Regions from separate parts of the Mus musculus genome. Here region 1 is linked to region 2. The links are chromatin loops, found by intact Hi-C in ENCODE. Cell type or tissue: heart. All regions are shown on one strand.

Region 1 (5,000 bases), 380 kb before region 2:
AAAAAAAAAAAAAAAAAAAAAAAAAAAAAAAAAAAGAAAGAAAGAAAGAAAAGGTGCCCCCACACTCATAGGTGACATTAGTGTCAGGAGAAACTTGGTAAGACTGAGGATACAAGAATCCTCTTTATCTTTCATCCAGTAATTCTACAAATCTAAAGCTGTTATTACAAGAAATTCTGTCAATTTAAGGTTATTTAAAAAAAACTGAAATGTAAAACTTAGAAAACTAAAATAAATAATAAAATAGGTCTAAAGCAAAGGATAGGTTAGTAGCGATAAATGTCCCCAAAGTGTTGTTCCCAGATACTAGTGTGAGATCATCCTGGATGCTTCCGTAAACCATTCCCCTCCCTCCCACCCTCCCCTCCCACCATCCCCCTCCCCCCCCCCACCCCCATGCACCTCTGGGATCTCTGTAGGAGGAACCCAGAGACCTGTGCCATAAAACTATCAGGCGATTTTAAAGCCTGATAAACTTCCGTTCTATCACTCTGAAGAAATATGGAGAAAGGGTGCCGGCAGGTGCCTCACATAGACTGAGTTGTGGTGAGTGGGGAACTAAAGGGTGTTTTACTGTGCACTAATTAATAGTATGGTGTCTGAAGCTCTGTGTGTTTTCAATTCCCCACTTTAATCTTTAGCAGTTCAGATCTGGCAGACCTGGTTAAACAAACTGAAAAAAAAAAAAAAGGCAGCTAGATCAAGGTGATTCGGGGTGGTGCACTTTTCTTAAAGCTATCCTAAAAGCATTTCTCTAACTGCAATAACCAGCTTTACAAACAAATTAGCAATATGGCTAGTTCATTTTTCAGTTGAGAATCAAGGTTGACAACCCAATCCACTCAATCCATCAAACATAAAGTATTTTTATTCAAGTAGAGTAGACACCCAGAGAAATGTTACAAGACTGAAATGTTGTCTTTGCTGAATAAAAAACATGCTATGTGAAGAGAGGTGTGACTGCTCCTTGTCAGCAGCCTGACACTGACTTTCTAGGGTGCGCTGGAAGGACACTAACGGAGCTTTCCAGAAAACTATTCACTACTTACCAAGCCTTTTTTCTTTTGTGCTAGCATGGAAGGTTCCATTGTGAACCTTGCCCAGATAGTGGCTCTAAAGAAGAAATACAAGGCTTACCTGTACATTGATGAAGCTCACAGTATTGGCTGTACAGGCCCCACGGGACGAGGCGTCAGAGAGTTATTTGGACTGGACCCTGAAGATATTGACGTATACATGGGTACATTCACCAAGAGCTTCTCGGGCTCAGGAGGATATATAGGCGGGAAAAAGGTAAGAACGGAACCTCTTGTGTTAGGAGAGACCCTGGATACAGATTTCTGGAAGCAGAAATCAGGACCCCCCTGAAGTTCATGTCTGTTTCAGTTCAGCTCACGTGCAGCACAGAGTAAAGAAAAGTGTGGAAAGAATCGTCACATAACAAACTGTGTAGAGTACCTGGGAGAGATTAGCTCCGCCGGACTATGTCTGGGAAGTATTGTAGAATAACCACCATTCAGCCTTGTAGACAAATAGTCGGGGGTGGGGGAGTCAATTTCAGAAAGAAGCAATAGAATATACTGAGCCACAGAAGTAATAAGGAACCTTACATGAACTATGAGGGAGTGGGGTGGAGAGAAGGATGGCTCAGCAGTTAAGAGTACTGATTGCCTGTCAGGGCTCAACTCCTAGCGCCCCCTGGAGGCCTACTACTATCTGTACCTCCAGTCTCAGGGATCTGAAGCCTCAGCTGAACCTGGACAAATATAGCATGCAGACACACATGCAGGCAAGACATGCATACAATTTTTAAATTCAAAAATTAAAGAACTAGGAGTGTGCGTGTGTGTGCACATGTGCGTGTGTTGTAACAGCAACAGTGGAGAAAGTTCAGGTATTCAAGAGGCTAGCCTCATGGATTTTACAAGTTTTCACCTAAATGACAGCAGCATAAAAAATGGACTTTTAAGATTATTTTTCTGAGAAATAACTCTTTTCTATGATGTTAGATAAGCCATCTTCTCTAGTCTCTAAATGATTTTAAAAAATTGGTTCAGATGACATGATGAGATGAGAGAGCGTATGTCCTGTCCCTTTTCCAAATCATGTCAGTTGTCTCTCCAAGCCCACATCTGTCCCAAAGAGACTGTGGTGTAGCTCCAACTAGTAGGGCATTTCAGGCCCCAAATTAGTGCATGGAGGTGCTCTTAACAAGATATCTAACATTTCTAGTTCCTTACCCACTGACCAGAAGAAACAAAAATTCTGCCCACTGCTCAACCAGTTAGACAAATCGGGGTATGCTAGCAGAAAGCATACTATCACTAAAAGTCAGTGGTTTAAAACAATAGATTGCGTCTTATCCACCTACCATGAGACATACAGACGCCTAAAATTCTGTTCTAAGTGTTCTTTGCCCTCTTGTAACTGCTACTTTCTCCCATGGCCAAAGCTTTGTACTTCCACCTTCCTGTGCTTTCCTGTGGGGATGAGCTAGGTAATGCCAGAAACACGGGGAATGCCAGGCCCTCAAAGGCTTCAGCAAAGTCTAGTGAGAGGTTAAATATTTCCTTCTTAACTGTCACATCAGCAGGATCAGAGGGTCTCAAATTTAGGAGCTGTCTGATCCGGATTACCTTGCTTTGTGAGGCTGTGGGCTTTGATTACTTTAGCAGCAGTTCTGAGCCACAAAACTTTTAACCGAGCGTAACTCTGTTTCCTGAGCCAAAGGCACCTGAATAAACTAAAGCAAGCAGATCCTTGAAATGGTGTCAGACTTGTTAGATGTCACATTTTTCTCCTCAGAGTGCCTTTATTTGATACCTACTTTAAACAAAGGCCCAGGACTAGCCGCAGGAAGGACAATTCCCTGGGATCCTGTTCTCTGTTCTGAAGGCAGGTGCAGGGTTTCAAAAATGGAATACTCTTGTCTACATGACCTCTGATCCTTTGGGTTAAAGATCGGGCAATTGTAAAAATTATCATTATTACATTAATCAGAACTCCTACACTCCTACCCACTTCCTCCTCCTAACCTAACAGTATAACTGTGTTATACTGCAGTATCTCAATTAACCACCAGGTGGCATCATGAATTAGAGCGTGTTTGGCAGGGGCTCATTAGCCATACTGAGATACACTACCCTAAAACACCAACGTATAAAACCTTGGAGAAACAGACAACAATTCAATACACGGAACTGAGCAAGAGAATGGAGAGCACGAATCCTGAAGACAATCAAGTGGGTTCAAAACTCTAGAAAAAGATAAAAATGCCTGGCTCTGAAATGTCTTGTTAATCTTGGTATACAGTGACAACATTCCTAAAAACTACACCTGGGATGTCCTGGGACTCTTGGTGGAGCCAAGTTTTGCACATTATGGACCAGATGAATACATCTTGGAAAAAAGTGAAGGGGGAAAAAATAGCTGGTGCTAAGATTTCAGTAAGCAGAGGTTTGATGGGGAGTCTCCGGTTTCCCCCTTAGTTGTTACTAAGTAACAAACTCACCTTGGCTGATCAGGATTAATTCCAAGACAAAGTATTTTCTCAAAAGCCTATGGGGCTTTTGTCTTTTGCAATTTGAGCTCTGCTGACGGACAGTAAACAATTCACTGCCGAGGCTATCCTTCCATGAAGGTCCAGGTGAAAATTCAGATAATCACTCTTCACGTCAGGACTATCAGTGTCTATGAACAAGGCGGGAGTTGATAGGGTCGGGTTCTTTTCTTTTACCATTTTCAATTTCAGTTATTTCTCTAGCTGCTGGGAGGATGTACGCAGCATTCCTCATCCTCTATTCTCCTGTAAGCATGGGTCCTGCAACTTCTTACATGTCCGCTGTCACTTGCTGCCTTCTCCCAGCCTCCGTGAGGATTGGCAAATAAGTGAGGCAGAGATTGTCCTTGTGACCGATAGACGGCAGGGTTGTAATTCTAGAGGAGGGAAATGGGAAACAAGGCTAGGTTTGGAAGGTGATAGTTAGCTCCAACAGCCTGAGAAGCAAGGAAAGGCAATTCTCTTACAGAAGCCTTTCTGTTCTGGTATTCTCAGCCCTGCCTGCACTTAACAGTCCTTTGAAGTAAATGGGGTCATGGACTAAGCATCACGATGTTTATTCTAAAGCCTCCTGTCTGATTCCCTCCCCAAAACCCACCCTTGCCCTTGAACTCCAGGCCTATGGGTAAAGAAAATAATCAAGGTTTTGGACTTAAAAAAAAGGACTTGGAAAACTGTCCCTGGGAGAACCTCTAACTCATTCCAAAGAAAGACACAATACAGACACACCTTGCAAGGGACCAAAGTCAACCCTTAATTCACGACTTGTACCCAGTCAGGAGATAAATAGAAGAAATCAGTAGACTTTCCTTGACACTCTCCAGAAGTTACTACAGAACTCCACTTCCTCAGCCACACAAGGAAAACACCCTTTACCCAGCCTGGGACAAAATGGACTCAGTCCAAAGTAATTATATTGTAGGACAGACACTCTTCATGTTCAAGGGAGTGATTATACGCTGATGCGGTCGTGTTCAAACTAAAGATGCTTATGACTGACCTATGGGATTCCTCAGTTTTTGAAAGGAAATTAGAGTTAGGGGCATTTCGATCAAAGGAGGCTTTGCTTTGTTTCTTTGTCTGATCTTTGTGCTGAATGCTTCCCAACTGAGATGTTACTACGCTTGATCTAAGAGTTCAGTTTCTTGTCATTAATGCATCAGGGGACTGTTCATCCTCCCTCAATCTCTAAAGTTCCTTGGCTTCCCATTAAACAAACTGTCAGAATGTACAGGTCTCTGCTAAGACCCTACTACTATGAACTTTAAGAATATACATATATCTTTAGTTACTTTCTTTCTGAGGACACACTCATTGATTAAATTAAGATTAGACATAAAAGCCTTTAAACCCCAAAACAGCAATGTATGCAAATTGGGGGAAGCACTACAGGCTAAGCATAAAGGGAGCTGGTCTCTATACACTCCAGGACTCACTTCTC
Region 2 (5,000 bases):
AAACATTACCCACAATATACTTCAAAAGAATAGAATATATTTATATGAAGCACACAAAGCAAGTCCCAACATTTCCTTTCTGAAACATGTGGCCAATTTAATGTCCCTGTGTGGTGGCTAAAGAACCAAAATTAAAAGTTGCAGCATCTCTTTCGAGTGGTTTTGAACACACGACATGGTATGAAAGCACAAAAGCAGACCTTATTTCCCCAAATGTGTTTGTTAGAAACTGAAGACGACAACAGACTCAGACAACGGGCAAGGGCTGATGAGCATTTGCTGCGCTAACCCGAGTAAGCGCTCACTGACCTACAAGCCAACAAAAATCAACTGAAAGCTTACAGTGCGTTATGCACGTGGTGAGAGGAAGTGGGGATAACCATGCACACTCAACTGCAGAATCTGCTACTAAAGAAAAGGGGATGGAAGCTATTTAGGCAATATGCTGTGAGGAAAGGAAAGAGAAAGGGGAGTCTGAAACATCAAAACTGTTGAGATCAAACAATACCCCCAACTTCTTTTAATACTCTAAGAATAAGAGTTCTTTCCAATCATATCCAGGACTAATTGTTTGAAATTGATCTTTATGAAATCTAGACTATGGTCTAGATGCATGGTGTCTGCTTTCTAAATGTAAATGTCTTCTCAGCCATGAATAACTTAGTTTTCCTATGGCATGAACCGAATACAGAAACAGACCAAGGAGCGAATGGCATCATTCAAAGACTATCTTCACTCAGCTATAATAAAAATTAGTGCTGACGAGGTTACCTTTTGCTTTTTGTCTCAGAACACAAGTATGAAATATTTACATACAATAAGAGACAGAAGAAAATCTAAGTAAGCCCACCCAGAGAGAACAGGGCCAAATATTTACTACTATTTTCATATTAAATATAATAAGTTAAACAGGTATCTTTCCCTTTTCTACCACGTAAGTCACCTACAAAAGCAATGATGAAAAAAAGAAATACAATCACAAAGAAGAGATAATTCCTAAAAATCTGTATTTCTCACTTTAAAATATTACACCTTAAAATCTATGAAACCTACAGCTAGAAACTAAGTTCACAAAACTGAGTTAATTCACAGAAATTTGGTGCAATGGCATCAACTCTTCCTCACTGTCACTCTCACTTCAATGATAAAACTTCTCAAAAGCTAGCCTGACACTGCTTCCCACCCCACCCCTACCTCATCAACCCACACATGTCCATCACCAATCTATACCTCACAAATATGGTCTGCCCAGATCAACAGTCTCCAGGTGCCAAACCCAGCAGCCATTCTTCAGCAGTATGTGACCCCGCAAAGACTTTCTTTGAAATAAATGTTCCTCCTGTAGTCCTCTCTTTCTCCTCCCTCCCCACCCCTCTCTCTCTCTGACACGAAAGTACATCCGGGTACCTTTGCCTCACCAGCCCCTTTTCTCCCAGTTTCTACATCTTGAACTGGCTTGAGATTCAGGTGCAAATCTCTCACACAGTCTCACTATTCAGTGTGTAAATATGGATGTATATCCCTTTTTATGTCAATAATTTCATCACATATCTCACCCTCTTGCTCTGTCTATAAAACAACTGTTCTTGAACATGTACTTGCTCCTATAACCAAATTCACAATCGATACTTCACAGCAAGCTTTCCAATAGTAGTGATGAAGGGTTGGTACAAGTTTTCAGAAGTTGAAAATACGCTAGGAAGAGCAAAGGAGTATGGTTTTAAATGCATTTGTTTAACAGTGTCCCTTGGTGTCAACAGGCTTGGTTGCTAACCTCAGTCGGGCACTACTGGGAAGATTGTGGAACTCTTAAAACATGGGAGGAAAACACCAGACACTAGGTCCCTGAAGAGTACACTTAAGGACAGGCACAGCCTAGCCCACTCTCTCTGTTTTCCCTTCTAGGACTCGGAGAGGTGATCAGGCTTCCCTTACAATGGCCATGCTTTGATGTACCTTCCTTGTCAGAGGCGTGACAGCAGAGGCCTGTGAACACACAAAATCCCTAACCCAAAAGAAAACAACTTTCTCATAAGAAAACTGCCTCGGTATTGTAAAACTCAACAACACCCTAAGGTTTTCATCCTTTTATTCAGGGTGCTGGGGATTGAACCCAGGGCCTTATGTGTGCTAGGCAGAGACTCTAGCACTGAGATACGTGCCTAGCCTGACCTATTGATAGAACCAAAGCCTTTCCATTGAATGTAGGTTCTCAGACAATGTTCCATACAGTTTCTCTTAATAAGCAATGAGATGACCTATGATTTTGACTTTCATAATTTATAAAAGAGAACAAGAAAATAAAAATATTAACAAACATTCTAAATAAAGTATACATGGATTTTTATGGTTTTCATCAACTTCACTAGCTTACATTTCCATAATTATAATGCAACAGCATTTCCTTACAAGCCAGTTCTGTTTTTTTAATTTACTTTTCCAATAGAGCACTAAATATTCATACAATCCTTAGTCTTCAAATAAACAACTCTCCTTTTAAATTCATTATCCCAAGGTTTAACATGAAACAACAGATTGTGTGATCTTAATAATAAAAAGCAATGAACCCAAGGAGGATACCAACACTTTCAGCTGCAAGCAGGTATGGGAGCATGGCACACTGAAAGGTAGCTCTAGAAACAAAGCCGAAATGCTTTCCACACGCACTCCATCCAGAAGGACCCAGCCCGTTTGCCCTTCAGCTGCATTCCTCACCATCCTCTCTGCAGATTTTGCCTTCAAGCACACTAGCTCTCTTCACTACCCCACATGACAACCGTCCACAATGACCTCTGAACACACAGTTCATTCTGGGTGATATATTCTTCGGCTGACTGCTTATAAAGCTCACTCATCTTTCACATTTTAGCTCAAGTATGTCTTCCTGATCATCTTAATGGACGCAATCGATCTTCATACTCTCATATCTCGGCTACTATATCATATCATGTTCTTTTCTTAACAAAACACAACAAACATATTGAAACATGATAATAATCTTAATTACAGGTATATATTTTCCAGTCTCTGTCTCACTAGAGAATTTTGTTCACCATGTAGTCTTATTATTACAATCACTTTCTGAATAAAAAGAAAAACAAAAACAAAAAAAAACTAGTGACCTGAATAGGTAAGGCCGTGATAACTTGTATGCATAACTTTCTAAACTGATAGCCGCAACACAGAACTGTGTAAGAATTTCACAGCAGTTTTGTTCCTGGGAGTAAACACCCAGAGACAGCCAATCTCAGCAGGAGAATATATAAACAAATTATAGTCTATGTACATTAGGATACTACTTAGAGGTGTTTTGTTTTGTTTTGTTTACAGAACCAGTGATGGGACATCTAGAAATATTCTCTGAAAACAAGTCAATAGAAAAGGCACATTCCATATGTCAGCAACATAAAGCATCAATGGCAGTAAATAGCTGAAGGACAACAAGACCAGGAATGCTGTGTCTTGACCTGACTTGGGCTGCAAGAGTACACACAGTTCTGAAAACTGATGAAACTGTCTACTCTAGGCACTCTGTTTCTGAGACAGGTCACTCTACAGCCTGTGAGCTATCTGATCAAACTCCTGAATGCAAGGCTTGCAGACAAGCAAACCCAGACACTCACATTTTTAAAGGGCAAAAACTCCTAAATTTGTTCACCAAGGCATCATAAAGAATGCAGAAACACACACACATTCACATGTACACGTACACACCCACATTCACAAAACAGTACAGACTACACAAGCTTTCATCAAAACCTATATACTAATTTGCTTATTTGCTTCCTAAAACCCATATTATGAGCTACATATGCAGAATTGAACCAAAATGTTTGATTAATTATCCTATGAGGAAACATACTGAGAAAATACCTATTATTATGAAAGATGGTTTATTTGGTACTTTATGGCATCCACATAAAACTTTGATAGAAGCATAAACCAGCTCATAAGGCACTAAAGAAGGACTACATGATACAGATAAGGTACATATAGAATATGACCCGACACATCAATCAAGAGGCGTGTGCTAGTAAACTCTAACATCATAACATGAAGAACGCTGTAGCTTTTAAACTCCATTGCACCATCAAAAGCAAGTACGAGAGGACTGAGACAATACAGTACCATGTGACATTCTGTGGTCACTGGGCAAGAGAAGCAAAGAATGGGCAAACACTGAGAAGCTGAGTTTCTTATTTTATTCAATTTTAATTAAGTTTAATTTTAAAACATTTTCAGCCACTGCCAAAAATGATTCTAATAACTAAATATGCAAATTCACATTTTCAAAAGTAAATTTTATTACATGTATTCATTTATATGTCTATTTATTTATGTGTATCTGTGTGTTTACATACACAAATGCCACAGCATGCAACTTTCAGAAGTCTGTTCTGTCCTTATACCATGTGGGCCCTGGGGATCAAACAGCAGTAAGTGCCTATACCCACTGTGCCATCTTACCAACTCTCAACAGTTATAGCTCATTATTAACTTTTCTACTGATTATATTTCAAAAGATATTTTAATTCAGTAACAAAATATATTATTAAAATTAATTTTTGTTTACATTTTGAAATTAAACTCACTGTTTCTTTTCATGATCAAATTTTCAAGAAAGGGGCTACAGAAATAGGCTCAGAAGTTAAGAGCGTTTGCTGGTCTCCCAAAGACCAGGGTTCAATTCCTAGTACCCACAGAGCAGCTCACAACTGTCTGTAACTACAAGATCTGTCACCCTTACACTGACATACATGCAGGCAAAACATCAATGTACATTTAAAAAAAAATTTTTCCCCCAAGAAAGGCTTTCTCGGTATAGCCCTGGCTGTCCTGGAACTCACTCTGTAGACCAGGCTGACCTGGAATTCAGATATCTACCTACATCTGCATCCCAGAATTCTGGGAGTAAAAGTACATACCACAACATCCAACTCAAGGTCTAGTTTGTAAATTACAATTTTGATATGTGCATTATGCATGTACAAGTGCACATG

Evidence for each region. Hi-C counts contacts between places; a loop is a spot of excess contacts. Peaks named below come from ENCODE experiments on the same cell type or tissue, not always from the same donor. Only the 100,000 strongest peaks of a DNase experiment are listed, where the experiment ranks them.
Region 1: it touches region 2 in a loop (2.9-fold over the local background); 16 of 42 quality-filtered maps call a loop at or near these places.

The regions. Positions count from the first base shown.
Region 1 is chr2:139,588,419-139,593,418 of GRCm38, forward strand. It overlaps Sptlc3 (serine palmitoyltransferase, long chain base subunit 3), which reads left to right. Exons shown (of 12, transcript NM_001356507.1): 8 at 1,074-1,293. Among named protein-coding and RNA genes, the nearest start is that of Ism1, 87 kb to the right of the region's middle. In heart, CTCF peaks have their summits at 1,708 (motif pointing left) and 3,074 (motif pointing right); no DNase peak of the experiment used is centred here.
Region 2 is chr2:139,972,341-139,977,340 of GRCm38, forward strand. All of the region lies in intron 8 of Tasp1 (taspase, threonine aspartase 1), which reads right to left. Among named protein-coding and RNA genes, the nearest start is that of Tasp1, 92 kb to the right of the region's middle. In heart, no CTCF peak of the experiment used is centred here; no DNase peak of the experiment used is centred here.